3 separate regions of the Homo sapiens genome follow, and all the other regions are linked to region 1. A link is a loop called in an ENCODE intact Hi-C map of the cell type or tissue named here. Cell type or tissue: GM12878. All regions are shown on one strand. Each heading gives the region's core, and the rest is flanking DNA. Links, peaks and the distances in the headings are about the cores only. Region 1 overlaps LOC107987108 (a long non-coding RNA gene). Region 2 holds the start of LOC124902240 (a long non-coding RNA gene). Region 3 overlaps LOC107987108 (a long non-coding RNA gene).

Region 1 (10,492 bases), core at 1,742-9,741:
TCATTGTTCTACAAAATTTGCAGGAATTAAAATTAATGAATGCCAAAACTATGTGTCTATAGATTTATGATTCAAAATCTCCTTCCACAAGAGATAACAATGTTTAGGCCCTGTGGAAGCAAAATATTATACAACAATAAGGCTTATATTTTAAGAACTATTTAAGCATAAGCTTTTACAGCTAGTTTCTGAAATAATCTATTGATCCACTAGTTGTGGTTAATTATGAGGAATCTTGGGTCAAGGCCATGGCTCTCATAGTGGCCAGTGATTTTAAGTTAAGCTGAATTTTGCACATTTTGCAGATTTTTACTACTTTCAAGTTTATGCTGAAAACTTCTGGTTTTTAACCACTGATAAATACTTTCAAATTCAAGGTTGTTATACTTTAACTGTGCAACTGAATGGTTTGTAACTCGAAGGATACCCCATTCTCCATGATGTGCTTATTTCATATTGTAAGTATGTACCAAAACATCTCATGTACCCCATAAATATATACAACTACTCTGTACCCATAAAAATTTAAAAAACAAGTCCCCAAATAACATACACATATTCACACAGAAGAATTGTTTATACTTTTGCATTATCAGGAAATTTACCGATAGGAAATAAAATTAAGATGACTTTGTTTTTTAAACCCTGTGCTTTTGTAAGATCAAGTAGTTGGTTGTTGTTACTTTTGGGGGGTATATCACAATAATTTGAATACACACTTAAGACATTTTTTATGTAAGTTTTTAAATTTTAAAATGATGTATTTTGGCTTAACATGTCCCCTGACCTTTCATCATAGAACCTTAGCAATCTCTGCACCCCAGTAAAAGAAATGAGAACTTAGCATGATATTCAAAGTCCCTGCTCCTCTTTTACTCTTCATTGCTCATTCTCTGCTTCCCACCTTGCTTTCTGGCTCCAACTGTCTGAGTTTTTCCTTATTATAGTACAGGTCATGGAGAGGAGGATCTAAGAACCTGATCAGCAGAGTAGGCAGCCTGGGTGAGAGTCGGAGGCATCTGTTCTCATGGTTTCGGACAAACTATGCAACATCTCTGAGCCTTGGTTTCTTTAGCTATAAAGGGAGGAAAATAATTCTATACCTCATTGGGTTACTGTGAGGATTAAATGACTTAGTACATATTAGGAGCTTAGAACAGTGCCTGACACTTGAAGACTATATAAGGGTTAGTTTCTAATTCCCCTAATGATCTAAATGAAATCTCTCATGCACACTATGGTCCTTGGCTGTGGTCTCTTCTGGGACTCCTGTGCTGCACTGGCCCCCAGAGAAAGCCTTCTCATCCCCCAAACTCCCAGGCCAGATGGAATAGATGTCCCCAGTGTTTACTCATCATTTTGAGTTGTAACTGTCAGTTTACTCAAGATGTGCATGTTCCACTCTTTCATTAAAACATAGTTGAATTAATGCATTTTAGAAAGAGCAAGAGAAGCCACAGAGAAAAATGGGATTCACTTTGGATAACACTGGATGCAAGATGAATTTTCCAGGTTACTTTTTTTTTTTTTGGTATAAAATGGTGCAAACTGGTAGGTCCTTTGGAAGATTTATTCTTTCCTTCTGCACCTGCAGCCTTGACCACCACACTGAATGCCCCTCCTATATGCCCAGTGTCTCTTAAAGGATGGCTCATACTTGTCTCTTTCTGTGATCTTGGTTCCTCTTTCTGGGTTTGGGCTGGCCCACCCCCCTTCACCTTGTCCTTCTCAGGGCAGCAACAGGTTCTTGTGGTCTAATGACCCCTATTGATGGAGGGGTCACTGGCTTCCAATTCTTTGGGGCTGAAAATGTCCCATCAATATTTTGGCCCTCCAAGGAGAAATGAGGGGTTCTCTCAGAGTCAATTAAATTAGATTAAAGATCACTTGGAATTACATACCCTGTGTAGTCCTGAAGGCGCTTCCCAGGAAGCTTAACTCAGAAAGGGATAGGATTTGACATTCTCTTTAAGCGAAGCTGACTGATATCTGCTTTAAGAAAGAATATAGCACAGTAGCAGGCACTCCATCCTCCCCCAGCTCTACCAAAATGCTGCTCTCTTGAGCCCTGGGACTCTGCAAGAGCAGATATTGGTAAGAAGCTCATCCTTGGCTGGAGGCCCCAGGAAGAGGAAGCTTGGAATTTCTCCAGAGGAAACAGTCCCACATGGTGGGCCTCTCTACATTCTAGGGGTCGGCTCTGTGATTTTCACACACAAAGAAGCCTTGAAGGGCAATTCCCAAACCTGACAGTTCCTCTTTCCATTTCACAGAAATCAAGGAATCTCAGCTATTGTACCTAAGACCAACTTAAACGGGAAGCAAATGATCTGTCATGTCTTTGGGTCTAAGCATTGGTGGCCTTTTTTGGGTTTCTTTAATCTGTACTTAATGTCTAAATGTTTCCCTTTGTATCTTGGGGCACTTGGGGAGGGGTGGGAATGCTAGTGGAGTATGATTAGTGGTTTAGCGTCTTCTTGTCCATTTTAACCACCACACTGCATCCTTTTGTGTTTGTGGAACCTGCCATCATTCTCTGCATTTGTGAGGGAGGAGGACCAGAGGGACCTGCCGTGAGAGGCAGAGCAATTGGAGGGTGGGGACAGACTGGCAGGCATTCCATTAGCCCCAGCCCATTCTCAGAGTATACTGCAAAGAGATCAGATCACCTATTATTTCTTCCCAGGAAATGTTCTGCTCTCTTGAGAGTGGGAATATTTGGAAGCATTCTCTCCACCCACTCTTTGGAAATGGTGACCAAACTGGACTTTTCCCTCCTCTCAAAATATATGGGAGAGAGCATGATTGTCCCGGGAATGATCTAGCAGATTTTTCAAGTTTTATGAGATTATGTGAAAGTTTCTAATCTCAGTATCAGAAGCCTTGAGCTACCATGCTCTTTGCTTTTGACATCCTCTCTATCAGGTGTCCTGGGAGCCAGATGTCAGAGCTGAACAGATGGGGAAGTTTCCCACAAAACAGCCAACCACTGTTCCTGGGTAACACAGTCTCTATTGCTGTAAAGAAGACCTCTTGAAGGTTAAACTTGATGTTTTAAAAGGTCAGACTTGAGTGTCTACCTGTTCTAATACAGATGTTTCAGACTCAGCAAGTTCATTCACAAAAACCCTGAGTCTAGCTCAGAGCTAGAATATAATAAGAAATCAGAGAATGTTGGTGAACTTAGCTGAATTTGAGCTTTCTCCTCTGTTGGGACTTTGGGGATGTGAATTCAAAAGATCAGCAATGACTTCAGCATCTTTGTCATATTCCAAAAGATAGCTTCACACATACCTAACTCAGGCGTGGGTTGGAGAATGCACTGATTGAACTTTTGTAGTTTTAATCTGCCTTGGGACTGGATTAAGAGTGAGGAGGACTCAATTTATGTCCCAATCCTGCTGTGTAACTAAATAATTTACTTACCCTCTCTGAGTCACACAGAGTCACTGTGAGGCTCAAATGAGATAATGTATGTTAAATCCCTTTATTAATTGTAAATCACTATACAATAAGACAATAGTGTGGTTATTATTATTAACGCAATTAATTTGCAACGGATGCATGAAGGAAAGTAATTTCTATTACAAACCAGAGGTTAAAAAAATCAAATCCCCATATAATCTTGTAAGCTTGAATCAAATTGCAATTTAAATCTATACAGGTACATGACTAAAGAGTATAATATTATTATTAAATATCTTTATTACTTTAAAATATCTATTATTTGAAAACTAAGCATAAATGTGCTATGGTGCCATGTGACACTAGAATTAACGTAGGACTTTGAGGTAAAGTTAACATGATTGTGAGAAACCCAGACAGGTTTCAAGTGAACTGGGCAACTACCTTACAGCTTCTATTCTGCATTGCTCTTCCTGGGACCACAGGGTCTCTTAGCTCCACTTTTCCCCACTTATCTGCTCCATTCTCAATTCAATGGATAGGCTTGCACTGCCAGATTTTCGATTCTGGTTCTCAGAATCTTTACTTATTTGTCCCCATGGCATTAAATCTGGTGTCATCTCTACATTACCATTTTTCAACACTGCCTGAATAACATATCCCTGTGAGAGACATCCTAGTTGGCTTAGTGTAGGTCACACAGATACCAGTCCAAATGGCTGTAGCTGCAGGTGTCATGTGTAACTTGAGCTGCATCTTCCAGGCTATGGGCCGGGTAATGACTTTCAAAAGAGGGTGAGAGGGGCTGGAAGAAAATAGGAAACTGCCCTTGATTTCCACTGGAAACACCATTGGCCTTTCTATTCTTGCAAGCTGTGTTGCTTACATCACAGTTTAGTGCTTCATTATTTCATTTGCCCCTTCCCAATTAATCTGTAAGGTCCTCAGGACAGGAGGCATGGCTCGTTCTAGTCTATTCTGAATGAGTCCGACATTCAGAACCACGATGGACACACTGTAAGTATTCAGTGAAGCCTTGTTGGTTGTTATAAGGTAATTGTCATCCTTCACATGCATATAGCACTTTACAGTACACACGGCACATTCCCATATATTGACCCATTTGACCTCATTAAAATCCTGAATCATTATGACCTTCACTTTACCAGTGAAGCAAAAGCAAGGCACAAGGATAATAAGTGACAGGACTCGCATCTAATTTTACACAGTGTTCTAGGTGCCTCTAGAATATCTAAGAGAAGATGTCGAGGAGCTAGTTAAATCTGTACTCTAGAGAGAAGAGTAGCCTAGAAATATATATTTGGGTATCATGTGAGTATGCATTACATCTGCATAAATACAATGGCAGTGAATGATATATCCAGGGATCTGTGTGTAAAGTAGAATAAAAGCTAGCCCAGAACAGATGCCTGAGAAACACTAACATTTACTGATTAGCAGAAGAAGGGAGCCCATAAGGAGACATAGAGAAAGCATCCCAAGAAGCAGCAGAAGAAAACCAGGATGGGTGGTGTTTTGCATGACCCGGGGGAAGAGAACTTCTCAAAAAGAGTAATCAACAGAATCAAATGCTTTCAAGAGGCCAAATGAGATAAGAACTAGAAAATTCTCTTGGCTGACCAGCTGCGGGTGGCTCACACAGGTAATCCCAGCATTTTGGGAGGCCAAGGCTGGTGGATCACTTGAGGCCAGGAGTTCGAGACCAGTCTAGGCAACATGGAGAAACCCCATCTCTAGTAAAAATTCAAAAAAATTAGCTGGACGTGATGGCACATACCTGTAATCTCAGCTACTTGGGAGGCTGAGGCACAAGAATCGCTTGAACCCAGGAGGTGGAGGTATCAGTGAGCCGAGATTGTGCCACTGCACTCCAGCCTGGGCGACAGACGGAGACTGTCTCATAAAAATAATAATAATAATAGAAAGAAAGAAAGAAAATGCCCTTGGCATTTGCAACAGGGAGATCATCAGTAACTTTTATCAGGGGAGTGTCAGATTAGAGGCAGGGATGTAAACCAAACATCAATAAGATAGAGAGGGAATGGGAGGTAAAAAGAGGAAACAGTGAGTTCAGCCAATTCTTTTAAGAAGTTTGGCTGTGAAGGTGGAGGATAAGATACAACCGCAGGTAAGGATTCAGTGAATATTTAGTTTTTTTTTAACGTGGGAGAAATTTGAAGGTATTTAAAGCCTGAAGGAGCCCGAGGGAAGTATTTCCCAGGGAAATACTTTACCCGATTTAGCAGAAGGGAAGGGAGAAAGGATGAATGTAGATGCCAATAAGTTTGTTTGGGCCAGTGTAGGTACTGAAAATGTTTTTTTATTTTCTCTGTCTAAATTCAAAGCAAGGACATTTCTTAAGAGTAAGGGAGGTGATGGGCTCAGGAGAGTAGAGATGGTTTGGTTCTATTTATGAAAGTACCCACTGACATCCCCACATACCCACATCCTGTTGCCCAGTCATTGCTTGTCCTTTTATTTACTCTCACATTAACTCATCCATTCATTCAACAACTGTTGAATGAAAATCTGTGTGGCAGGCTGTGGGAAATGCACTGGGGGTACAGAGGTAAAAAGCACATCGGGTAGGCATGAGATGACTGTCTGTGGCTACACAGGAAGGTAAATTTTATTTGACCCATAATAGGACGGGCCCAGTTACTGTAGTCCCTGGAATTAGCACATTAACAAAGCAAGCCACACGGCTACATCCTGATTAATCTGATTATTAAACAGATACATTTCATGATTCATGGGATTACAGTCATCCATTCTCAACCCCTACAGAGCCTAAAATCTCTCTCTTCCAGCATATGGCTCTACTTGAGTTTCTGGCACAAATCCTGTGACCTCCTCTGGAAGAGAACGCTAATTGTCCCCCAGTATCCATCTCCCTTTCTTCCATGGTAAGTGAATGTAGCTAGGTCCATAGCTAACTCAAGTAAAGAATACTTTCCCTAACCCCCTTCATGATTAGGTATAGCCCTGTGACTAAATTCAGGCCAGTGGAAAGTAACAGAAAGTGAAGCAGGTCATTTCCAGGTTAGTCCTTAAAGGGCAAGGGCATGCCCTGCTTTTCACCTTTTCCCTTCTGCTGGCTGGAATGAGGGCAAGGTGGCTGCGAGCTTATGATGTGGATGCCACAGAGGAGGGAGAGTGGAGCAATCTTATGGAAAGAGCCTGGGTCTCCTTGGTGAGTTCTTCATTTATAACTCAGGACTTTAGAAATAGCTGAACCTCCATGTAGATGGAGCAGTAGACTTAGCTAAGGGGATTTAAGAGCCATAAAAGATGAGAAAATGGTTGAGAATTTATGATGCAATTTGGAACAATGGCGGCCAAGAGTCTTTCATCCCTACAAGTGGGGAGTTTCAGCAGGAAGGTAAAGGAGTTGTGCTAGGTGTCTTCACACCTATAATTTCCTTTATTCCTCACACCAACCTTATGGAATGCATACTATTATCTCCATTCTACAGATTTTGAAAACCAAAGAGATAAGAGGTACCCAAACATGCAGTTATTGCACAGCAGAGCTGGAGTATGCACTTCTTTCTGCAGAGTGCTTGGCTCTGTTTTTTCTCTTTCACTATGAGACTTGCTCTTGCTCATGTGAGGGGGCCCCAGGCTGCAAGGAGAGCAGACACTTTCATCAGCTTTGTGGCTTAGACGGAATGAAAAGTCCCTCTTTCCTGCCAGACCACAACGTCCTGTGGCCCTGTGCCCATCAGGCACTGCCACCTTTGAGCCCCTGTGTGTACAGTGGTGATAGGGCTGAAGGGAGGGGAAGAGAAGAGAAATGCCCCCAGGCCAAGACCCTTTACAATGGAACCAGGTGCTATAAATTTCTCCAAATGCACCACCGCTCTCCACACATGCACATCTGGAATGCCGCATAACCCCTTCCCTCTCCAACCCCCTCTGCAACAATGACTTCCTGGAGCATTTTAATGACTCACCATTGTAAATAATATACTCTACCCTTTCTTGTAAAAAAAAAAAAAAGCTGGAAGTTTCTGCAAAACCAGCAAATTACTCCAAATTATAATTTCATCGAAAACACTGGGAAAAAAAACAACAACACCTTCATAGCCTGAGGTAGGAAAGGTTCAGGAGATTTATGTCTTTCCTTGAACATGTAGATTTATAACAGTGGATAATGTACATTCATTTCATCCATATTTATACCTGAATTGATGCAGAGTCTGGTATCCATTACTTTAATCTATGTAACTTGATCATCAGAAATCTGAACCATAATTTTAACACGTATTACAAAGAGTTTCTTTTGGGCTTAAAGGAAAATGACGGCAGAGAAGAAAAGCCATTAAGACCCAGCTGCAGTCACTTATTCCTGCTGCACTTCCTTCTGCAATATGTGTGGGTCTCCCTCCCCATTTCTCATCCCATACCTTCCTGGACACACACTGGCTCCCTCACTCAACCTCCAGCACTAACTGTGCTGAGACTGGAAAGGAGAGAGAAATGATGGGCAGGGCAATTCCAGGGAATTCATGGAAATAAATCTCTGAGATTCCTGCCAAACCAGAGCTCACACAGAGGCGGTAGAAATGGGCAAGTAGTAGCCTCTAGTCACTTAGTTGAAGTGAAAAAATGCAGAGTCTGATCAAAGCTTCTCTCTGACAGACAGTAGAAATTAAACCCAGACACCAGTTCTCAAAAAGCATGGCTGGCACAGAGCACATGTTCCTGTCCAACTTCTGAGCATCAAACATTAGCCTAGCTCAAAACTCCAAATTCCTGTCCTGGACTAAAGCCAAGTGGTGGGTTTTTGAGGGATCTGGGACCCAGAATTATATTAGGTGGAAGATGAAGAATGCAAGACCCGGGACCTCACTGTAGTAGGTGCATGTCAGAGAACTCTCTTGGGCTGACATCCTGGGATTTCCTAAAGCCATAAAAGCACCACGAGGGCAAGTCATTTTGTTCACTTGCATGGTCAAGGCTGGCACTTAGTAGGTGCTTGATAAATTTTGTTGAATGAAGGTCTTTGTTACAAACCATTCCAGAGCTATAAACTGTAGTGTGAGTAGATACAGTACAATACTGAAGATGAAACCAATGGGGTTTTATGACATTAAGAGTACTATTAGGAGTAATATGCAATCAAATTTATTATGGCTTTCTGTTCTTTTCTCTTCCAAATTTTCTTCCATTCTTTATCGTGTGTGTCACCAGAATGTTTCATATTTTATAAATATTTCGAGATTTGAAAGCATGATGCTATTTAATGTTCATAGCAATCCTGGGACACAGTTGTAACAAACAATTCCCATTTCACAGATGAGGACACTGAGAAGCAGAGTTTCCATAACCTGCCTGTGTTCCCCACCAGGCTTTCAGCACTGCTGTCTCCCGATTCCCATGTTCTTTCCTCTACACTGTGCCACAGTGGTGTGTTCTTGGCAGGGGTAAAGGGCAGAGTAAATAGAGAGGGCATTTTAGGAGTGCCTGGAAACAGCTGATCTGGCCCCAATTAGCATCCTGGAAGAGATCACCAACCCACAAATCACTAGGTTTGCTAAGTACTGTTCTCTAGAGCCTCCTGAGGATAGTGTTAGATTTGACACTCTCAAGGGAACAGATTCCAGCTGTCTGATCCTTGAAATCAGATAAAACAATAATTTCGCCTTATATTTTTCTGATAAAAACTGATGTTTAAGAAAGAAAATCTACCTCTAAAAAGGGGACTGAGATAACTTTTGTTTCATTAGTATTAATTTTTTACTACAGGAATGTGTATATATATATATGTGTGTGTGTGTGTGTGTGTAATATATGTACATATATAGTATATCTATGTATATATGATACATTTAACATATACTTTAAAATAAACATAATTATGTATTTAATATATAAACATACAAATAATAATAAATGTCTTTAAAAATTATAACCTAAATAAATGATTATTATCTTTTAGCAGGGGAAGACCTCCAACTATAATCTATCCACACAACTATAATCTATCCTGTAAACAACTGGGCTTCTTGAGAAACCCCCATGAAGGGAAACTGAAGTTTTTCACATAACATGATACAGGCACAATCGGAGGCATGCAGTGAACGTTCATAATGGCCAGCCCTACCATTTCAAAAGCATCACTTCCATTTGAAGAAAACGATGCTAAGGGTCAGAGAAGTTTTATCTTGACTGAGATTCCACATACGTTAAGTGCATATGTTGGGATTTGAGCCTAGGTCTGAGTGGTTTATAGCCCATGGCCTATCCAATCCGTTTTCACTATTAACATGTTTCTACCAGTTGCATTTGGAAAACAGGAGACTCTGAATCCTGAATAACGTAAAAAAGAAAATTTATTTAGGTGTTACCCTTAAATGGCTTCTTCAAAAATTCACCCGTTATCTCCCCAATCAGATGTGAGCTTTACCTCTTTTGAAACCAAAACTATTACTTTATTTCAAATTTATGGAAATCCTTCACCCTCATATTACTTGTTTCAGGTACTAACCCTGTAAGAGAGGCACTGAAGATAGAATGCTGCTATCACTCCAACACCATTAGACAGATGAAAGGCCAGTGACTTAGCCAAGATCACACAGAGAAAGGGCTCACCCATGTACTAATTCTGTGGTCTGAACTGCAACCCTACGCCCCTGGTTTCAAGAACTGTGCTACTTTCAACTTATTGAAATGGAAAGGAAGATAGAATGTGTTACATTTCTCTTAATCATTTTTATGTGACTCTTATGGGCTAATGAAACAGCAAGATTCTATTGTGCATTTACACTGTGCCCAGAATTGAGCAAGGAAATTAGATGACAAAGAACCATGAACCAAAGCCTCTGCCCTCAAGGGCTTAACAACTGAGTGAGGAGGCATAACTGAAAACACTTGCATTATTTGGGCAGCAAGTGGCCTGTTGCACTCTTAAATGTCCGTGAAGCCAACCAGCTTTCCCATGTCTCTGTGTTTCCAAAGGCGTGGCCCAGTATCTGGTGTTCAGCAGGCCAGAGCTCCTGCACACAGCTGTGCTCAAGCTATACACCTGCTGGAAACCTGTAAAACCATGGACATCTGGCCA
Region 2 (10,492 bases), core at 1,530-9,529, 110 kb after region 1:
ATCAGATATATTTGAAAAGTATTTCCTTCCAAAGACATTTCACCCAACTCTATAGAAGCCAGTTTATTAATACTCCCCAAATGAAACACTTACCAAGTAATGCAAAGTGAGTAGCTATTCGATGTTAGTGAGTTCACCTTGAGAAAAAAGATTTTATTATTTCTTTTTATCTTGACTAATTGTTAATGGAAGAATAAGCTTAACCACTGAAAAACTGTTATCTTTTGTAAATAACTTCTCTAACTGAATCAGGATTTTTTGTGCCATGAAACCAAAACAAATCAATGGAATAGCTGGATTCAGACACCAATTATCCCTCATAACCCCTGATTTCAAAATTTTATTGATATATAATTTTGAAATATTTTAGTTGACTTTATAATAGGTATAATTAAATAAATATACATGTAAATCTATAAAAATAGGTATATTTTTGAACTCAAAAATACTCTAAACACTGCCTTTTCTCCTTATATATTTTGGGTTCCTCGTATCTTTTTTTTTAAAAGAAACATCACTAGAAATAAAATAAAGTTGATTGAACCAACTCTTTCAATTTATAGAAAAGGAATTTGGGGAGGGGAAGCCACAGATTAGAGCATTCAATAGGTTCTGAGAGATTTGGGACTGTATCACTTACTCTCTGTGTGCTACTAGCTAAATTTCTTAATCTCTCAAAGTTTCAGTTTCATATAAGGTGCATGTAACAATATATTCGACATAACAATAGTGCCTAACTCAAGGGTGTTATTATAGTTAAATTAGATATAGTGAATTCTCTCTAAGAAGAAAAAAAAAACACAGTGAAAATTGCCCTGCATGGGAAAGTGACCCTGTATTACCAGAAACCAGCAGTACAGCCTGGACTCCCGGGCAGTGGTCATAATTCCATGAGTGTTCTCTCCATTATACTCATCTGAGTCAAACCCAGTAGAGAAGTTCACCTTAGGATGAAGACACATGGCTTCTTTTGAAAGAAGGAGAAAGGGCAGAAGTCCAGGGTGAGTAAAGGAAGATAAATTCTGAGATGGAATGTGGGCAATGGCTAGAAATCTTTTTTTTAAAGTGGGAGTTTATTTGTTGAAATATGAGCTTTTGAGTGACATGGGAAAAGATGGAAGCAGCTTTTGTAGGCAAAGAGTCAATTAAGTATGAGAATAATAAAATTTACTGAGCTCAATTTTCAGCGAAGTTTAGAGACTTTGGAAAAATATGGAACTTTACATTTCAGTAGAATTACTACAAGTTCAGGCTTTGCTATCCAGTAACTGTGTGGCTTTTGGCAAGTCTTCAATCTCTACATACCTTTCTTGTAAGGTTACTGTCAAGATTACATTAAATACATTAGATGAAGTTCTGGGCTGGTTGCTGAGGTCCCTAGGCCAAAACGCAGACATGTGACCCAGGTCCTTCTAGATCATGAGCTCTTTGAGGCCAGACACCATGTCATCCTCATGTGTTATTGAGTGTTGATGAACCCTAAACTCTTGTTTCTTATATTTTTTTATCTGAATATTTGACCTTTTGTCCTGCTAGTGGTGGCCCAATTTATGGGACCTGCTGCTTCACACCTTGGTCTATGTTACTACTCTAAGTTTCCTGGAATAAAATGAAAATGATGACCACTTTGTATAGGTATTATAGGATCTAGAAGTAAAGCATGCGAAGTCTTTAACATAGTCTCAGCACAAAGAGGAAAATTCAAGTTTTAGTATCTATTGTTTTCTGATTGTCTTCCCCTATGAAATGGGATAATAGTGAAGTTTTTCTGAAGTCTAAATAAAATGTTTAAAATATGAAAATACTTTTCAAATTATAAAGTTCTAAACATTAACATAATCGGCAGACAATAATTTATGTATCTTTAATAGAAGATAAAACAGAAACAGTAACTACTAGAACTTGAATCTTTCTCAGTACGTTCTCAAACTGAGGGATATTCTTCCTGCTAGTTTACTGGTTGAATGAGGTTTTTCCACCTGCACTCTGGAAATCATTCCCCATACCTTTTCCAAGAAAGTTGTTCTATAAATCTATAATTTGTAGCCTCTATAAGATCAAGCAGCAGCTAGTAATATGCACACTTAACAAATACATACTCATTTTCCAAGGACGCTATGGAGGAAATTCCTATGCTGGGTGGAAGACAGGACTAAAGTGATACAAATGTTGAATTGGAAAGCTCCTACCCACAGCAGTCCAGCCAAGAGGGTATTTATCTACCTTCTTAATAAGCACTTACAGTAACAGGACAAACATCGTCCCATCAGGCATCTCATTCAACTTTTAGAGCACCTTCATATTTGGAAAGAAATTTGTTATATTGAGCTAAAACCTACCTCTTCTTAGTACACAGTCTTTCCTCTGAAGCCATCAAAAACAGTTTTTTCCATCTTCAGTGTGAGTATGTCAAATGTTTTGAGATAGAGATCAAGCCTTTTACCATTTAAATATGCCATTTGCCATCATGCGAGGCAGCTGGAGAGAAAAGTGGTCACTGGGTTTAAGGAGCATCTCAGGCAGGGTTTTGCAGACTCTCTAACCACAGCCTGTCTGTTGATTGGCCATATCAGGTAGAAAGGAAGCCACAGGATATTACAAACCACCCAAATCTGCCCCTTCTCTAGAAATTCTCTTGCATACTTGTAAACTTTTGTCATTTTCTAGGGAGTATGAAGTAACACATTTGTAAAAGACTTGATTTTTGTGGGAAAAATCCTCCTATATATTTAATAGCTACAGGGATTATGATTCTATCTCACTTTTTTTCTGCCTCAGGTTCAAGTGCCTTTTTGTCAACTTTTTGGTATTCATCTCCAATCCCTTCTCATTCTTCATTTTCTCATTGTATAATTTCTTTCTTCCGTTTCAATAAGCCATTTGAGAGGTTCCCTCAAATCATTTTATCTTTGCCTCAAATATGGTAAGAAATTGGCATGGAACCTACCTGTAGTCAGGATGACCTCCAACAGGAAGAAGATCACAACAGGACAGTAAAACACCTCACCTTCTCTATGCCTCCTGATGACTGATAGGCCAGGGTTGGATTTTGCAGTGGACACAGTCCTGTTGTCTAATCCCAAGTACTCCTAACTGCTACCAAGGTGGGGACCCAGGTTTCCGGTTACTGCTAAGCCAATGCATCTATTACTTTGTCATCTCACTCTTAGTTGCCCAGGTATGAAATATAAGTCATTTCTATAGGTCTCTGCAGACCTAGTTCCAGATGCTCAGCAAGACATTTGTTTAGTCTCTGGATATTCTTCAATGGTGTCTGTAAACCACTCTCAGTCATACACTTCATGTTAACGGCATTTTATCAGTATTTTTATATACATTATGGAGATCCTTATAACACTTCTGTGATGTATACAGAATAGATATTATTAATAATTATCATTTTGCAGATGGAGGAGTCAAGGGTCTGAAACAATATGTTTTCCTGCACAGATTGTGAGTGTTAGAGCTAAGACTCCCATGCAGATCTTGGACCCAAAGTTTCAATTTAACTCACACTGTATTACTGATACTATTTATTCCTAAAAATAAACAGACAAAATAACCTACTATGGAAATTATGACTCTCTATGGAAATTATGAATCTCTAAGTACAAAGAGTTTTCACCTAAATTCTTCAATCTTGCCTTAAAAAAGCAGCTTCCTGAAGTATCCCTAGAATACTTTAATCCAAAGCTTGCTCTCTTCTCCTAAATCCAAGTTAAATCTGTTATCACTTCCACTTTGACTTTAAATTATATTAATTCATTCAATATTTTTTCCTTATACCAGAGAGCCAGACATTGGGAATTCAAGGTCAAGTAGGATATGGTCCTTGTTTTTGAAGAGTTTTACTGTGTAGTACAGGCAACAGGGAAATAAATCAGGAATTTCAACATGATTTTAAAATAGTATAAAAATAATAGTGTTTATAATAACAATGGCTAAGATCTATTGAGTACTTACTATGCGTCAGGTACCACTTAAACACTACGTATATGGTAAAAGAATTTTTACCATACACTGTATTATGATTTATATTTTCTTAAGAATACTCATTCCCTGCCCAATTTGTTTACAAATTTGTCAAAAACAAGAACTTTCCTGATTACCTTGTGTGTGTCCTCAAGTAAACCAAAATGAACCAGTTTGTGGTAGCAGCCTGAAGACTGTTAATAAACTAAACTGGGATGCAATTAAAAAAAAAATCCTAACTCGTTTTAATGGCAACTGTTGCCAAGAGACACTTTTATTATGAGAAACTGTTTTGTCTAGGTTGAGTAGAGATCATGAAAGGACAAATTTTAATGGCATTTGAACTGAATGATAGCTTTAAATGCACAAAAAGGTCAAAAATTGTTAAGATATAAAACATAACGTCTCACAGATCAAAAGTATATGTGAAGAATTAACCTTACAAGAGAGGGAGCAAAAGATAAAAGCAAGGAATTGGAGTATATGCCAGTCCTACCCAGGTTATGCCACTGCAATGATTAAAAATCTTAGTGGCTCAAAACAGTGCTTTTCAATCAGGAGCAATCTTCCCCATAGCCCTATTTGGCAATGTCTGAAGGCAGTTTTGGTTGTCACAACTGGGGAAGTGGGTGCTACTGACAACAAGTGAGAAACTGCCAAGGTTACTGCTCAACATCCTATACACAAAAGAGCTCTTTCACATCACTCCACCCCTGTATTAGTCTGTTTTCACACTGCTATAAAGAACTTCCCTGAGACTGGGTAATTTATAAAGAAAAGAATTGACTCACAGCTCCACATGGCTGGAGAGGCCTCAGGAAACTTACAATCATGGTGGAAGGGGAAGCAGGCATGTTTACATGGCAGCAGGCAAGAGAGAACGACAGTGCAGGAAAAACTGCCAGTTATAAAACCATCAGATCTCATGAGAATTTACTCGTTATCACAAGAACAGCATGGGTGAAACTGCCCACATAATCCAACTACTTCCATCCCTCCTCACATGGGGATTATGGGTCCCTCCTGCAACATGTGAGGATTACAATTCGAGATGAGATTTGGGTAGGGTCACAGAGTCAAACCACAGCAACGCCCTAAGAAAAAATTATCCAGCCCTAAATATGACTAGCTGGATTGAGACTGAGAAACTCTAAATTAAGATAACCAAGGGTTAATACTCACTCATACAACATGTCCACTGTGGATCATTCAGCTTAGAGCTTTGCTCTAGTGTCATCATCATCCTCACAACTCAGGATAACAGGGCAACATGACTGAGAAGAGAGACAGCTGTGGAGTATCTCGCAGTGGCAACTAAATGATCCAGTTCTGAAGTAACATGAATTATGACTTCCACTCAAACTCATTGGCTAGAACTAGTCCTGTGGTCCCACCCAAGCAAAAAGGAGCAAGAGAGTACAATTCTACTATGTGCCCCCCAAATGGGAGAGCTGATATGTATGATGAATAGCACAGATGAATGGTTTGAGGTATGGAGGCAGGGAATAAGAAAAATAATGAGCAGAACTGTTGCTGCTCTAATGACATTCCGAAGTTCTGAACTCAATGGTTTCACTTTGAGAATATCTTCAAACAAAAGGACAAATATTCACAACCAGTGTGGTTCAGGGACTTTTCAGCTGAAAATGGTTAGAAACAATGCCCATTTCACAATGTTATTAACATGTAAAAGCAATCATCATGGTGCTTAATTGCTAAGAAATACTCTTTAAACCCTTGTCCCTCCTCCTTTCTTTACAGAGTAGATTAACAGCAATAGCATAGCTAAAGAATGAACTTATAAAAAATGGGCTATTTGTTTTCCATTATGTAAGAGAGAAAAATATAAGTGTATATTTAACATATGATACTGGAGAACTTCCCCCTTTCTTGCAAGAATTGCATCAATTACCTTATGGATTTAAAAACTCAACCATCTCTCCTCACTTCTTTCTCCAAACTTTTGTTACATGGAGTTGTAAAAATTGGAAATTAGTTCATGTGGTTTCCTTAATTAAATCTTTTAATGACTTCCCATGACCCTCAATTTAAAACCCTAACTCCTCACCTTTATGATTGTTTTTTTTTTTTTTTTTTTTTTTTTTTGAGACAGAGTTTCACTCTTGTTGCCCAGGCTGGAGTGCAATGGTGCGATCTCTGCTCACCGCAACCTCTGCCTTCCGGGTTCAAGTGATTCTCCTGCCTCCGCCTTCCAAGTAGCTGGGATTACAGGCATGTGCCACCATGCCCGGCTAATTTTGTATTTTTAGTAGAGACAGGGTTTCTCCATGTTAATCAGGCTGATCTCGAACTCCCGACCTCAGGTGATCCACCTGCCTCGGCCTCCCAAAGTGCTGGGATTTCAGGCGTGAGCCACTGCGCCTGGCCTATGATTTCATTTCTTACTTCTCCATTTCTCATGTTTTTCTCTGTGGCCCAACCACTGACATTTTTCTGAACACAACGTTAATCTCTCAAGCTTCATGCCTTATTGCAAGCTGACTTCCTCTTTCCTCTGGCCTTGGCAAACCATACTTTGGCCTTAAAAAGTGCCAGCCATAACTCTCGTCAGGAATACTTTCCCTGAGTTTTCTCACCCCTATATTCATTTCTGTGATAATATTTATATATTACTTGACTGTTTATGTATCTGACTGTTTTATGTAAACTGCTTCTAACGGGGCCACATTTCCTGTCAACATCCATACAGCCTAGTACAGGGCCTGACATAGAACGGTATCTCAGTAAATGTTTTCTGAATCAATTATTAAAATATAAATTTTATTTTGCTACGTCTTCATAATGATCATTTTAATAACTTTATATTATTTAGTCAAGGAATATCCAACTGTAAAAAATTAAGATACCATTTTACTTTAATAAATTAGAAAAGAAAATCATATAAAGAAAAAATATCAAATACATAGATTATTTTTCTACAGCACTATAGAAAAACAAAATTGTTGCCTTCCTTTATTAGATGTAGCTCTTAGGAAGGGATTGAATGGAGGTGTGAATGACTGAATAAGGTTAAATAAATGGGCAAAAAAATGGTTTTCATATTTTTTCTTTCCCAGGAGTAGTTTCCAACTCTTTCACAACAAAATTCTACTTTTGTTATTAATTATCTTAGGATGGTCAGACCTGGACTCAAATCCCAAGTTTGCCTCCATCATTTCCTCTGGAGACTCTTTCAGCAATAAGGGCCTCCCAGCAGAGAACCATTAATTTAGTGCAGATCTGTAATTTTACACAATCCTGTGAGATGCGTCCTACTATAATCCCATTTTATAGATGATAAAATGGAGGCATCAACAGGCTAAAATCAGCTAGTACATCAGATCAGGCAGTATGATTCAGAGACCACATTTATAGTCCTTATACTGCAATATCTTCTATACCAAAACATATGTATTGGAATGGCTTGAAAAGCTTCATCCCTGGAAAAATGGCTCTCATAAAACTGGTTTGAAAAATAATTTGGAAGGTAGAAGAGCATCAGTGGATATATGTTTATTATTTTGTTCACTTTCCATCTGAGCTCTCATCTTTTTTTATTATTTATCTTAAGAAATTAGGTGGGAGGCAAAGATTGCCTTCCACTGTAGTGAAAATATTTTGCATTTTTTCTGGGAAAGATGGAGGGCACAAAATGGAACAAGAAGATTCACTCTGAAATACTTACCTGTATAATTTTCCAGGGATTTAAGTTTTCTTATTTTTATTCACAGAGAGAAAAAGTCATAACTGACCTCAAAAGAGGTCATTCCTTTACAGCAATGACTCATATGCCATCCAAACCATAAGTTATGAAGTTGAAATCTAAGAGGAAGTGGCCAATTTGTCAGCTGTACCTGAAGAAGAACTTCTTTTCAGCAGGAACCATCCTTATGTGCTTATTATTGAAGTGAATCTACTCTAAGGACATGGCCTCTTTCTGAAACAGATTCAGGAAGGACTGTTATTTAAAGATGATCATGGCTTTGACAAGGTGATAACTCTTATCTAACTCTTGTATATAGATGCTAGCAACTAACTAATCCTGCAGAAGACAGCAGAAGAATAATAAAGATAACTTTGGCTACCATTGTTTCAGTGTCTTTTCCCTGTTCTCAAACTGGGGGAAAGACATACACTTTGGTGCTGGCAGCATTGAATCACTAACAATGAAGACAAAGCATGATGCAACTTCCTGGAGGGACCATTTGACTCAAAGATTATTTTGAACAGTATGTTTTATTTCAAAGAGGTATTAAAAGAGGTATATTACAAAAGAGAATTTTAAAATTAGCATGATTTTTAAAATTTCATTTATTTATTCAACAAATATTTACTGAGCATTTGTACAAAGCCTTGGTGTTCCTATCATGGACAGAATCAAATGGACCCTGATCTCAGGAAATTTAGAACCTGATAAGGGAGGCAGAGGAATTCGTTGCAAAAGCTGGGATGAGTGCTCTGAAGAAAATACCACAGTTCTTAAAGAGCCTCGCACAAAGGCAAGGGAAGCATGAGCTGAGATCTGAAGGATGAGAAGGAGTTGAGTAGGTAAAAGGCTGGAGAGGTGGTGCTGGTGGGAGATGCAGATGGGGCAGTATGAGTCCAAAGCCTTGATGTGGGCAGGGATTAGGAAGAAGGCCAGTGACACCAAAGCTCACAGGGTAAGGGAGAAAGTAGTGGATCAGGCTGGAGATGTTGCTGGGGCCAGACAGTGCAAGGACTTGTGAGCATGTTAGAATTGCAGAAAAAAATGAAACTAAGTTCTGGCTTGAGGGCACTTTGCAGGTAACTGTCTGATCCTTCCAGAGGAAATAGGCACCTTCTTCTCTGTTATTGAGGGTATGTGGATGGAATATATGGAATATAGGAAGCATGAGTTTATCATATATCTTGAAAGGTCAATTGTACTGCTCCTAACCATCACTCTACCCCTAATTTGCAGGTGAGAAAACTGAGGCTCAGAGAGGTGAAGTGACCAAGGTAGAATAAACTGTAATGAACTGAGTTGGGGTTCAACTTTGACCTACTGGACTCATCTCAGTAGGGAGATTTTGAAGCTAACTTTGTTTCCTCCAAAATTTTGCTTGTGACAAGTCAGGCCTAGGTATATTCTTTGGGTAATAGGTTCCATTTTTATTGCTTTTAAAATTGTCTTCAGTATGATTTCTTTTAGGCCAGGCCATTTTGTGGAGCTCCAAACCAACACCAAAACAAATTTGCATAGTTGGCTTTAAATGATCCTCTTTTTGTCACCCTATCAGTCACAGGTGTATTCGACACTCAGATGCAGACAGCTTTCTTTTTGCCCATCTGAGATGTGAATCACTGGTCAATGCCAATCACATGCTGCACAATAAATTCATTGCTCTATCCTCAACAGGTCATTCTCATTCTACCTCACTTGTCTGGAATTTATAGGGAATTCAGAATTTGTCAGAGTTGAAATTGACTAGTGCAAAATTCTCACTAAAAGAGATTTAGTTAAGATGAATCCTTGGCACATCCAAGGTCTTAGTGAATCAGCACATTTACAAATATCACTTTAATATAATTTCTCCCAGAAAAAGAGATCATGAAAGACTGAAACATTTAAGTTGTGCTTTAATAATTTACTTAATGAGCAGTATTTGCACTGAGTAGAGTGCTGCCTGAAGTGGAATCACAAATATCTTTTTCTTAATGCTGTAGAGAGCATCTGGTGGACTCGTTTGTGTCATAGAACCAGAGTACTGCCAAGTGTGACATTCCACTCCTTAATGAATCCAAGGGTTCAGCTTCCTGGCAAGGGACCATCACTTAGGCTTCTTATTTTCTATTCCCTTTCAGCACCAGCTCTGGCAGTTGATGTTCTTCCCTTAGCTAGTTGTTATTTTTGTTTTGTTTTTACAAAGAAACAATTTATCACATTATGAGAATTGAGAATTACTAAGTTCTCCTCAAAAAGTGTGGAACCACAAAACTAAACCCAAAATCTGGGTGGTGGCTGGCTACATTCACAGATTCAGTGGCTTAGTCAAAATGCAAGCCTTACAAACCCATGAGACTCAAAGTGCTACTGCAGCAAAATGATAAAACACCCATATTCTGGTCTTGCAAGGTCCCTTGTGAATAGCTGAATCCCTGGATGCTAAATTCACAACAGCTAATGGTCTACTCTGTTTTCTTAAGTTTTCACCTAACTTGCATTTTGCTTTTTATGTGTTAATATCCACAGCTCTAAGTCCTTTGTGTATACTATGTCCTCAGCCTGTCTTGGGTCTCTCTTTGACCTTCTACCTTTGACTGTGAACTTGCCACATGACTTTAATCAATTTATCATTGACACTGACCTTGAATAGCACCTCCCCAAATCCCCATAGCCAGTTCTGATTATTCTGTTAATCTGTTTCTATGAAAGTTCATCAACCAAGGATATAAACCAACTCAGACTGTCTAAAGCTCTAGTTTATACTACTCTGAGTGAAAGAAATGCCGACTAAAATATATTTTTTTAATTGTTTCAAGTGACAAAGTCATAAAT
Region 3 (10,492 bases), core at 1,283-9,282, 94 kb after region 1:
AAGCCTTTCTTCCCATTAAACTATGGCCTCATAATCAAAAGGATGTATGTTTATGTTCCTCTTTCTGGATCAAAATAAGCATGTTAACTTCTCCAATTGTAATCCACACAAATAATTTCAAAGAATTGAATGTCAGCCTGTAAAAACCTTCATTATTTTGTTCAACAAAGATTTGTTAAGCAAGCAATGGAGGGTAGGCAGACACACTTTCTGCTCTTAAGGAGCTACTGAATATTGGACCTCACAGCTGATAAGAATAGGAAAATCAGCACTTATTGTTGTCAAAGCTATGTTCTAGGCTCTGGGAATGCAGTGGTGATCAAAGTAGTACTTTTCTCCATGGAGCTTTCATTCTAGCTGGGGAAATGGACAAAAAAAACCCATCTCTTTCTCTATCCATATATGTTTATATGTGTACATATATATACATACATTTGTGTATATTTATATATGTATCTATATTAGATGGAGTAAATGTAATATACTAATTGCTATAACAGATTATATCTAAGGAATTGCATCTAGCTATGTATGTGAGTTCAACAGAAACTGTGCAGAGGAAATAGTTTCGTGAGCTGGGCTAAATGAACGTAAGAGAGAGGTCACCAAGTGGAAAGATAGAGGAACACATTCCAGGCTCTGCAACTCTTTGTTTCAAACAGCAGAGTTATGACTTGTTACTCACAAAAAGCTGAATTATGTCTCTTCCAAAATTCATATGTTGAAGCCCTAACTCCCAGTCCCACAGAATGCAACTACATTTGGAGATAAGGTCCTTAAAGAGGTAATTAACTTAAAATCAGGCCATTAGGGTGAGCCTTACTCCAATTTCACTGGTGTCCTTATAAGAGGAGGAAGAAACCAGGGATATCCTTGCACAGGGAAAAAGCCATGTAGGGACACAGAGAAAAGGTGCTATCTGTAAGTCAAGGACAGAGGCCTCACCAGAAACCCACACTGCCAACACCCTGACCTTGGACTTCCAGCCTCCAGAACTGTGAGAAAGTAAATTTCTATTGTTTAAGCCACCTGGTCTGTGGTATTTTGTTACGGTTGCCTTAGAAAACTAATACAATGTCTCATATGCAAATTGAAAGGAGAACAGTCTATACCTATTGCACAGAAAACTTTCAAATAAATATTTACTGAATTAAAATAAATTTGAGTTGCACAGCTGACCATATTGAGCACTTAAGACACATCATACGCAATTATCTAATAGAATCCACAGTCCCATGATGTAGATATTATTTCTATGTTATTTATGAGGAAACTGAGAGTTGGTGAAGTTAACTGGGTTGCACAGTGCCACATAGCTTGCAAATGAGCATGTATTTGAACCCAGACAGTCGGATCTGACAGCACATACTCTTAGTTCCAGCAATCTGGGGAGTGTAGAAGATCGTATGGAATGAGAGGAAAGGCCAATTCACGAAGGACCTTGGATTATAGCTATGGAGGCAGAATTATCAAGGAGTCAAAACCTAAGTCAGTAATTAGAAAACCTGTTATGAAATTACCTTATTTATTCAGACTGGCTTTAAAGTTATTCACAATCCATGCACATAACTCACCCCACCACCCCCATACCTCACATAGATACAGCCCTCCCAACCACTAATCTCCACCCTTGTGTAACACACATACACACAGACACACACACACACTGACTCAAATACTCTCCCCAAACTCCTCAGACAATACAACTTTTTAAGAAGTCCTTTGAAGAATGCCTTAAAGGATTTGAATCAATAATCTCCTCAGATCCTAAACGGGAGCTCCCCAGTTTGCTTTTTAATGATATCTCCCAACTCGGCAATCACAACTGCTTCTTACTGTTCACTCCTAGCTAGACTGGTCTATTCTTCGCCCAGCCCGTAGAGTATGTGTGTTTTTTAAATAAAGAAACAGACATGGAATTAAGTCTCCGTGTCCCATGTGCTTCATTATCCTGGCTTGTTGGGAATGTGTTAAACATACAGTGTGAGTTTTCATAAGTAGCAGAAAAGGATCAAAGGAACTTACTTTACCAAAGGTTTTTCTTTTCTCTCTCTCTCTCTTCCTTAAGCTGAGGTTCGGGTGATTCAAATCACACTAGGTAGTTGAGCTGATAAGATATGGGAGGAGAGATCTCCAGCAGTAGTTTTTATTTCAAGAAAAGAAAACTTTTTAAGTCATAAAATGTTCTCAGGTGTCTTTGATTTTTTTTCAGTTGAATTGCAAACCTGGAATTAGAAGACGTTTTGAAAAAATATGCTTGATGTCAACCCTAGGTAGTTATATAAATAGAGGGAATTGAATGAAGTTACATAGCCCAAAGATTACACCTTGCTATGCTGCTGAGATTTTACATACCAAAAACTTTAAAACTTTAAATGGACTACTTAAAATTACTTTCTCTACTGCATATATCCCCCTTAATAATAAAGTTTCTGTATGCTCTTCTGTAAAACTTTGAAGTGCTTGTTCCTAGAAGACTATGCAGGAGTGCTTGGATTGGGAGAATTTGAATACATCACCCTGAGATGAGATGTAATGTGAAGTTCAGGGGGAAACAAACTTGCTCATTTGATCGTATTTTTGCGACACATAGGGTTTCTTAACTTTCGGATTTCCCTAGACTAATTGAGTTTCCAAAGACAAGACTAGAATCTAGACGATCTCAAACTAGTCTAGAGTACAAGTTTGTAATGATGAGTCCCTGGGCTCTGGCTTATGTACAGGATTTAGACATTTTTCTAGGTAATACTGTATTTTAAAACATTGCTTTTCAAAATCTAGTTTTGTTAAATAAAAATCTATTACTTCTCTCCTTTAATTTTGCAGCTACTATTGTAGTATCATTTTTGCCAAAAATGGTTCTGAATATTTGCAGATTCATATATCTTTGATGTGTATCAGCAGATACTTTTTTATTTGTGTGACATCAGTGAAATGGTTAAAATTTCAAATGAAAGCTCAATAAAATATATTTGAGTGTGAAATAGGTCATGGCTAATCATGACCCTGAACAGATTTTTGTTGAGTTTTCAATTATTATTTTATGCATACTTTAGTAAGTTATAATCAGACTGCCCACAATTTTTGTATCTTGCTTTCGTCAAAGTGATTAAAGATTTTTTTACGTTACAATCATAGCAAAATATTTCACTTTCTAAATCTTCATTAAGGTGTGATTTAGACACAATAAGACTCACCCATTTTAACTGTACAGTTTAAAGATTTTTTGACAAATGTATACATTCATATCAATACCATCAAAGAGATGGGATGTTTCTATCAACCTCAAAAATTACCTTGTGCCTCTTCACAGTAAATCCTTTTTCCCAACCCTAATTAATACTGGGGCTAATTCTTTCTGTAAGTATACATTAGTTTTTGCCTTTTCTAGAATTTTATGTGAATGGAACCATGCAATATGGATGTGTCTGGCTTTTGTGTCTGGCTTGTTTCATCAGCATATTAGTTTTAAGATATATCTTTACTGTTGTATCAGAATTATACATCTATTTGTTTATTCATTCACCTGTTGATAAACAGTTGGGTTGTTTCCAGTATGTGGTTATCATTAATAAAGCTGCTATGGACATTTTTGTACAAGTCTTTTTGTAGACATATGTTTCCATTTTTCTTGGGTAAATACCTAGGAGTGGAATTGTTGGGTGGTAAAGTGAATTTTAATTTTTCAAGAAACTGCCAAATTGTTTTCTAAAGTGGCTATACTATTTTATACCCCCTCCAACAATGTATTAGAGTTTAATTTTTCCACATTCCGCCGACATTTGGTATTATCAGTCCTCTTAACTTTAGTCATTTAGGGATGTGTAGTAATCTGTTGTTTTGGTTTTACTTACATTCCTGATGATTAGCAATCTCGAGCATATTTTCACATGCTTTAGTGGATATTTATGTATCTTCTTTTTGTGTCTGTTCAAATATTTTGTCCTTTTTTATTGGTTTATTTATCTTCCTATTATTGCTTTGTATGAGTTCTTTTCATAGTCTGGAAACAAGTTTTTTAGTCACATGTAGGTACTGTGAACTATACCTTTATAGAACTACACTGAATTATGGCTTTCCTTTTTTTTTTTTTTTTTTTTTTTTGAGACGGAGGAGTCTAACTCTGTTGCCTAGGCTGGAGTGCAATGGTGTGATCTTGGTTCACTGCAACCTCCACCTCCTCAACCTCTGCCTCCCAGGTTCAAGAGATTCTCTTGCCTCAGCCTCCCAAGTAGCTGGGATTACAGGTGCCCACCAACAAGCCCAGCTAATTTTTGTATTTTTAGTAGAGACGGTGTTTTGCCATGTTGGCCAGGCTGGTCTCGAACTCCTGACCTCAAGTGATCCACCCGTGTCAGCCTCCCAAAGTGCTGGGAATACAGATGTGAGCCACCACGTCCAGTCCTGGCTTGCCCTTTCATAGTCCCTACAGTGACTTTGTGGGGTTTGTTTGGGTTTTTTTGGGGACAGAGTCTCGCTCTGTCACCCAGGCTGGAGTGCAGTGGCATGATCTTGGCTCCCCGCGATCTCCACCTCCCGGGTTCAAGTGATTCTTGTGCCTCACCCTCCCGAGTAGGTGGACTACAGGCATGCACCAGAACACCTAGCTAATTTTTGTATTTTTAGTAGAGATGAGGTTTCACCATGTTGGCCAGGCTGGTCTTGAACCCCTGGCCTCAAGTGTCCCACCTGCCTCGGCCTTCCAAAGTGCTGGGATTACAGGTGTGAGCCACCATGTCCAGCTTACAGTGACTTTAAAAGAGCAAAAACATTTTTGTTTATAATTTCAAACGTTTTTTTCTTTTATAGTTATTGCATTTTGTGTCTTAAGAAATTCCTGCCTTCAAGATTGTAAAGATTTTTCTCCTAGGTTTTCTTCTTGAAATTATATCATATATATATAGGCTTTGGATCCTTTTTGAGTTAATTTGTATATGAGATAACATAAAGGTCAAAATTCATTTCTTCCCATATCCATATCCAATTGTTCCTATCTAGCTTGTTAAAAAAGTTATTGTTTTTCCATTGAATTACCTTGGCATATTTTTGAGTCTGTTCTAGACAATTTATGCTGTTTCCCTGAGCTCTATGGATACTCTTATGTTAATACTATACTGTTTTGATTACTGTAGCTTTATAATGCATCCTGAAATCAGGTAGTATAAGCCCTTCAACGTCTTTTTCCAAACTGCTTTTGCTATTCTATTTTCTGCATTTCCATTTAAATGTTAGAATCATCTTACTGAACACAGTCATTATTATATAATCTCTGAGAGAGAGAGGAAGGGAGAATAAATCCCTTTGTAAAGAGAAATAAAACACATGCATTTTTCTCTCATATTGCTATACAGGCAAATATAAGATCAAGCTAAGTTGTTGAAGATGATTTGTTTATACATTAGAGTAGATGCATTCATTCTAGTAAGTAACTCTTCCTGGGCCTTAGTTTCCTTGTCTACAAAGTGAGATTGTTAGTATTACCAGTGGTTTTCAAATCCTGCTCTACAAAACCTCAGGGTTTAGAAGGAGAAATGTTGTGTTAAAAGTCTGAGCTGGCAGATTCCAGGGCTCTCAGCATCTCTCCATGTAGAGAAGATCTCATTGGTTAGTTTTGTATAATGCAGTTCTTTATCAGACTTGTTTTAAAAATAAGCATTTGCTAATAAAAACAATTTGGAAAACCACTGAATTAAACGGACCCTAAGTCTTTCAGTGAAGTGTTGCATTTGAAGCTATGTCATCTTTTAGTGGATTTGTCTACATAAGAAGCCCTGGGAAAACTGGGATTCTTTGCTGCCAAATATGACACAAAATGCCCTGAATATAACTTATGTTTCCAGGATATAGCCAGATCTGGGCTGATCCCAGAAGATGTTAGAATCAGAAGTCAGGTTCAAATTCAGTGTTCTGAGCACCTTCTACTATGGGCCAGGTGCCTTGACTGCATTCTAACACATCTTTCCTTACTGAACTCTCACAGGAGATCCATGTTACTATCACTATTTTGCAAATGAGAGCATTAGAACTCAGTTTAGTAAGCAATGAAGTTGAGATCTGAACTTAGCTTTCCTGACTCTTTCTATCACCTCTCATCCCCATCCCCAGTATCTTAGATTCATGAGCAGAGCCTAGGCAGAGTCTGGGAACCTGATGTGCGTTGCTAAATAGGCCAAGAAACAGGTGAAAAGCTTGGAGACTCAAAGGAAGAAACTAGAACCGGAACCCGCCTTCATGACTACTTCATCTCAAGAAAACCAAAGTCAAAGCACACCATTTGAAACTTGACTCTGCTATTTATTAGTTTTGTGATCTTGGGATAATGTTTTCACTTCTCTGAAACTCAGTTTCCTTGAACATGAAATGAGAGCAGTAAACCTCATAAGGTTTCTGTGAGAGAATTAAATGAGATAATGAATATGAAAATGTCTAGCTCAAAGTCTACAGATAGAAAGTGCTCACCCCCACAGTGCCACATGGGCAGACCATGGACACATCTGCAGCTGCAGCACTTTCGAATCAGACCCTCAACATGCACAAGAGAAAAGAAAAGAGGGCGGGCCAGGGAAATAAGATTATGGTTTCTAGGCAACCATGGAAAGGGAATAATATAAGGGGCATTTCTCTTAAGGGTGCTACATTGGCTACTTCACACAAAGATGCCCTGTCAGGTTTTAAAAGTAGGATACAACCATCAATGGATCTAGAGAGCCTTTTAATAATTTACAAGTCTTCAAAATTCCTCCCAACCATTCTCATTCTCATATTCTCTTTCTCTCTCTCCCCTTCCCTCCTTCCCTCCCTCCCTCTCTTGATTCTCAAAGTAGCCAGGGAGGAAGATATGAGAAATACTTTCATTCCAATTTTATAAATGATCAATCTGAGAAAGCTGAGAAAATTATGCAGCACACTCATGCGCTTGGGGCTTATATTCCCCCTGGGCTGTCATTTCTTTGAGGACAGGATCTATACCTTATTCTTCTTACATACCTTCCAGAAAGGTCCTCAAAAATAAAAAAAATAACTCAGTAGAAGGCACTAGTCTAAGGCTTGCTCAATCAGGAAGCTCAGCCATTGTTTTCTGAAGCAGAATCTCAGGCTAAATTTCAAGGTCGCAGATGCTGTGGAAAGCTTCTTCATTTGGCATGAATCCATTTAGGAATAACTTATTTTAAATGTCTTGGTACATTGTCATGTCCCACTGCTAATCCATTCTTCGTTTTTTTCTAATTTTTGAATAATGCATATACTTTTTTTGCAAGTGAGAAACAGCCCAGAAAAGCAAAAGAAAACACTGATTAAAGATAAATTTTCATTTTGCAAAAGAATCTTGATGCTAGCTCATCCTTCTGATTGGCTGTAAGTTGCAAGTACAATTAATTGACCTTGGACATAACATGTTTTAAAGCCAGAATGGGTGAAATTTCATGGGGGCATATTTATCTTCAGTTGAAATGCAACTTGCTGTCTCTGAATATCATCTCAGTCTGGTATTATCTCTGATTGAAGGCAGGAAGCGTTGTCCTGCCTATTAAAAATGTACTTCGTCTGGACCCAAAATAAAAATATGTCAAATGCTAAGAGACCCATATTTGAACCTTGACTCTTCAGATTTACAATGTTCCATTATGAATATCACTAAAACAGCTCTGTGTGTCCAAATAACTACTCGTCCTCCTTCCCCAGCTTGTAAAAATTAAGAGAATACAGCAGAATACTGACTTTCTTAGAAGAAAGAGCTTGCTAGGTAAAGGTTGAGATGCCCCTGAATCCTTAGTACCGCTGATCCTCATGTTCAAGTCATAAAAGTAAGACCAAGAAGACATGTTTTTCTTTGAACAATTTGAGGACTGGATTTTCTAACCACCTTTGAACCCTTTAATGTTCAAATTCCTCAGTGGCAAGCATTCCAAAGGCTTGCAGGACTCCTGAAATCTGAGAAGTCTCTTCAACCCAGAGACACGTTGAGCCTGAGCCGAGCTGAAGGCTCACAGATGTGGCTGCAGCCTGGTTCCCCGAACTGAATGAGGAGAACAGAACAACAGTAAATTGTTTAGATGATACTCCCTCTCTTTTCTGCCCACCCCAAAGCTTCCTTCGAGCTTCCTTCGGTGCCAGTGCCCCTTCTTTTATCACTTTGGGGATAGGGCTTGTCAATCAAGGGGGTTCTCTCACCTCCGGCCCATTCTGATGGAGGTGACATCTTTCCAGCCTCAGCCCCACCATGGGGGTGGCACTGACAGGCTTTCTTTGACTGTGTCACTCACAGCTGGAGGAGAGTCCAGCCTGGATATAAATCTCTCACAGCTTGCTCATTCTCCTTCATGAGGCTGTGGGGAGAATGATCAATGCCTTCCTACAAGGCTAGTTTGCTCAGTGAACCACAGAGAGAGAGAGATTACAAAGAGCCCATTTAAATACCTAAGACCCCTCCACTCCCTCCTCCTAAGTCATAGACTTGCTCTTAAAATTTCAACGGATGTATCTACGAATGGTAACCTCAGAGAGATGCCTAGCAAAGCCAAAAATACAATTTCAAGAGCGAACCCAGGCAAGCTTCCTGAAAATAAAGCCCTGTGTATATTTCGAAGAGGGTGCCTCTCCATCGTAATTGCCTGAGCTGCCAGTTGTTCCATCGGATGGAAAGCAGGCCCTGGGACAAATGAGACTGAGAGATTAGCAGGACATTATGGGGCACCGACAGGTGCAAGAAGACAAAAATTCATTTGCTGAGATGCTGAACTCCCGCTGCAGCCTCCAGGCTGGCAACAGTTCCTCTCTCCAAGAACCCAAAGGTATTTCTGGAGTGGCAGGTCATTTTACACAAGCCAGAAGTCTTTATTGGGCTTTTTGTGTTGTGCCCTGCATTCACTGTGCATTCCAGGAGTTAGCCTGTCTCTACGGCAACTGGTCACTAATCTGGCCTGCCTTTATTTCTCGTTAATGGACAGTCTGGAAGTAAGGGTGCAAGCTATGTCCTCTCCATGGCCTACTGGATGTATCATGCTGGAAACAATATTCGATAATACCATTATTACATATCCTGTTCATAACACTTGGTACATACCTTGTAATTGGTTCCCCTGCTACCAATTTCTTCCTTTGCAATTCATGTTCCTTCCACCCTAGCATCAGAGTGATCATTTCAACTTAGTAATGTTATTCTCCTCTTAAAAACACTAGGTGGCTTCTGGTCAACTATAGGTTGGATCCAATTCTTCTTTGGTATGCTCCAGAGAAGGGCTGTTCCACCCTGAGTCTTGCTGTGAAAAGGACATGGAGCCATAGCCAACCCATGATGGACATGTAAGCCAGTGATAAACAAACTTTTATTGTTGTAAACCCCTAAGACTGGGGATCATTTGTTACCTCAGCCAAACTTAGCCTAAATTGACTGAAAAAGTAGGTTTCTTGGAGGTCAACTTGTTTGATACATAAAATGACATTAGGGGAACTCTTAAGGGCCAATTTTGTCTTAAAGAAGACACATTTTGAAACAGTACACCTTGAAGTTGAAGCCTATTCCATTCCTCTGTAGAACCAGTATTTAGAGTCATTGAGAGGAGAAGTCTGACTCCTTCATTGTGATTGAAAACACCTTAATTTGGAAATTCCCTTATATCTAAAGAAAAAAATAAAATGAAAATCTGAGAAACAACCCACAATCTCAATGTATAATCTGGTTTCCAGAACAAGGAAAGAGATCTACACTTAAAAATTTCTACTCTGCATCAAATGCTATAGAAGTTTTATGTTTATAACTGGGGTCTCAGCATGAGCCTAAGCACGGATTCAGACATATCTGGAGATGTCTGACAAGTATGGGACAGGTCTGCCAAATGCCTTTTTGCATAAAACCATGGGGAGTTTCCTGGGAGCAAACTCAGGGAAGAGGAAGCCAGCCCAGTGGAGACAGCACTATCATTCTAAGATAGGTGTGGTGGCTGTTGGATTTTTCTCTAAGCATAGGCCCCGTGGGATTAATCATATCTGAGTACTCTGGAATGAGGAGGCGAAAGGAGACACCCAGTAATTGTCATCATAAAGGTCAGCCCTGCATTAGGACCCCTGTGATGGAATGTGCCCTTAAGCAGAGAGAGGGACTTTCTTCTCTGCTTTTCCTCAGAATGTCTCTGAAGCCCCAGGCCCTGTTTGCTTTCAGGAATTGTTTGCCTGTTGTTAGTGGCACTCAACAAATACCCTGCTGAGACAGAATAGTAATAATGGTGCCAGGAAGGAGACAACCCGAAGATGGCCATAAACCCTTGAAAATTCATTACATGGAGATGAGGTCATGTGTACACGAAAGGCCCAAAGCTATAGAACCACCATTGCTATTGCTGATGTAACCTCATCAATTTCTACCCAGTAAATCAACAATTATATTTCCGGTATCCCATCTGTGCAAAATATTTCTGTTACATTCTGAGCGCTATTCATGAGCAATACTCCTTGATCTTAAGGGGCTAGTCTCTAGCCACCACAGGCTGACAAT

The links. Peaks named below come from ENCODE experiments on the same cell type or tissue, not always from the same donor. Only the 100,000 strongest peaks of a DNase experiment are listed, where the experiment ranks them.
Region 2: a loop joins it to region 1, with 5 times the contacts of the local background. A loop is called at or near these places in 2 of 110 quality-filtered maps.
Region 3: a loop joins it to region 1, with 2.3 times the contacts of the local background. A loop is called at or near these places in 2 of 110 quality-filtered maps.

What each region holds. Positions count from the first base shown.
Region 1 is chr9:106,417,421-106,427,912 of GRCh38, reverse strand. The region is part of intron 3 of LOC107987108 (a long non-coding RNA gene); the gene reads right to left. Among named protein-coding and RNA genes, the nearest start is that of MIR8081, 180 kb to the left of the region's middle. RefSeq lists an enhancer at 7,064-7,143. In GM12878, for the core only: no CTCF peak of the experiment used is centred there; DNase peaks (open chromatin) are centred at 5,942 and 7,082; H3K27ac peaks cover 387 bases.
Region 2 is chr9:106,305,152-106,315,643 of GRCh38, reverse strand. The region is part of intron 3 of LOC107987108 (a long non-coding RNA gene); the gene reads right to left. It overlaps LOC124902240 (a long non-coding RNA gene), which reads right to left and starts at 6,037. Exons shown (of 2, transcript XR_007061716.1): 1 at 5,155-6,037; 2 at 1-2,478. In GM12878, for the core only: no CTCF peak of the experiment used is centred there; DNase peaks (open chromatin) are centred at 4,633 and 5,540.
Region 3 is chr9:106,322,561-106,333,052 of GRCh38, reverse strand. All of the region lies in intron 3 of LOC107987108 (a long non-coding RNA gene), which reads right to left. It overlaps LOC124902240 (a long non-coding RNA gene), which reads right to left. Exons shown (of 2, transcript XR_007061716.1): 2 at 1-10,492. Among named protein-coding and RNA genes, the nearest start is that of MIR8081, 270 kb to the left of the region's middle. In GM12878, for the core only: no CTCF peak of the experiment used is centred there; no DNase peak of the experiment used is centred there.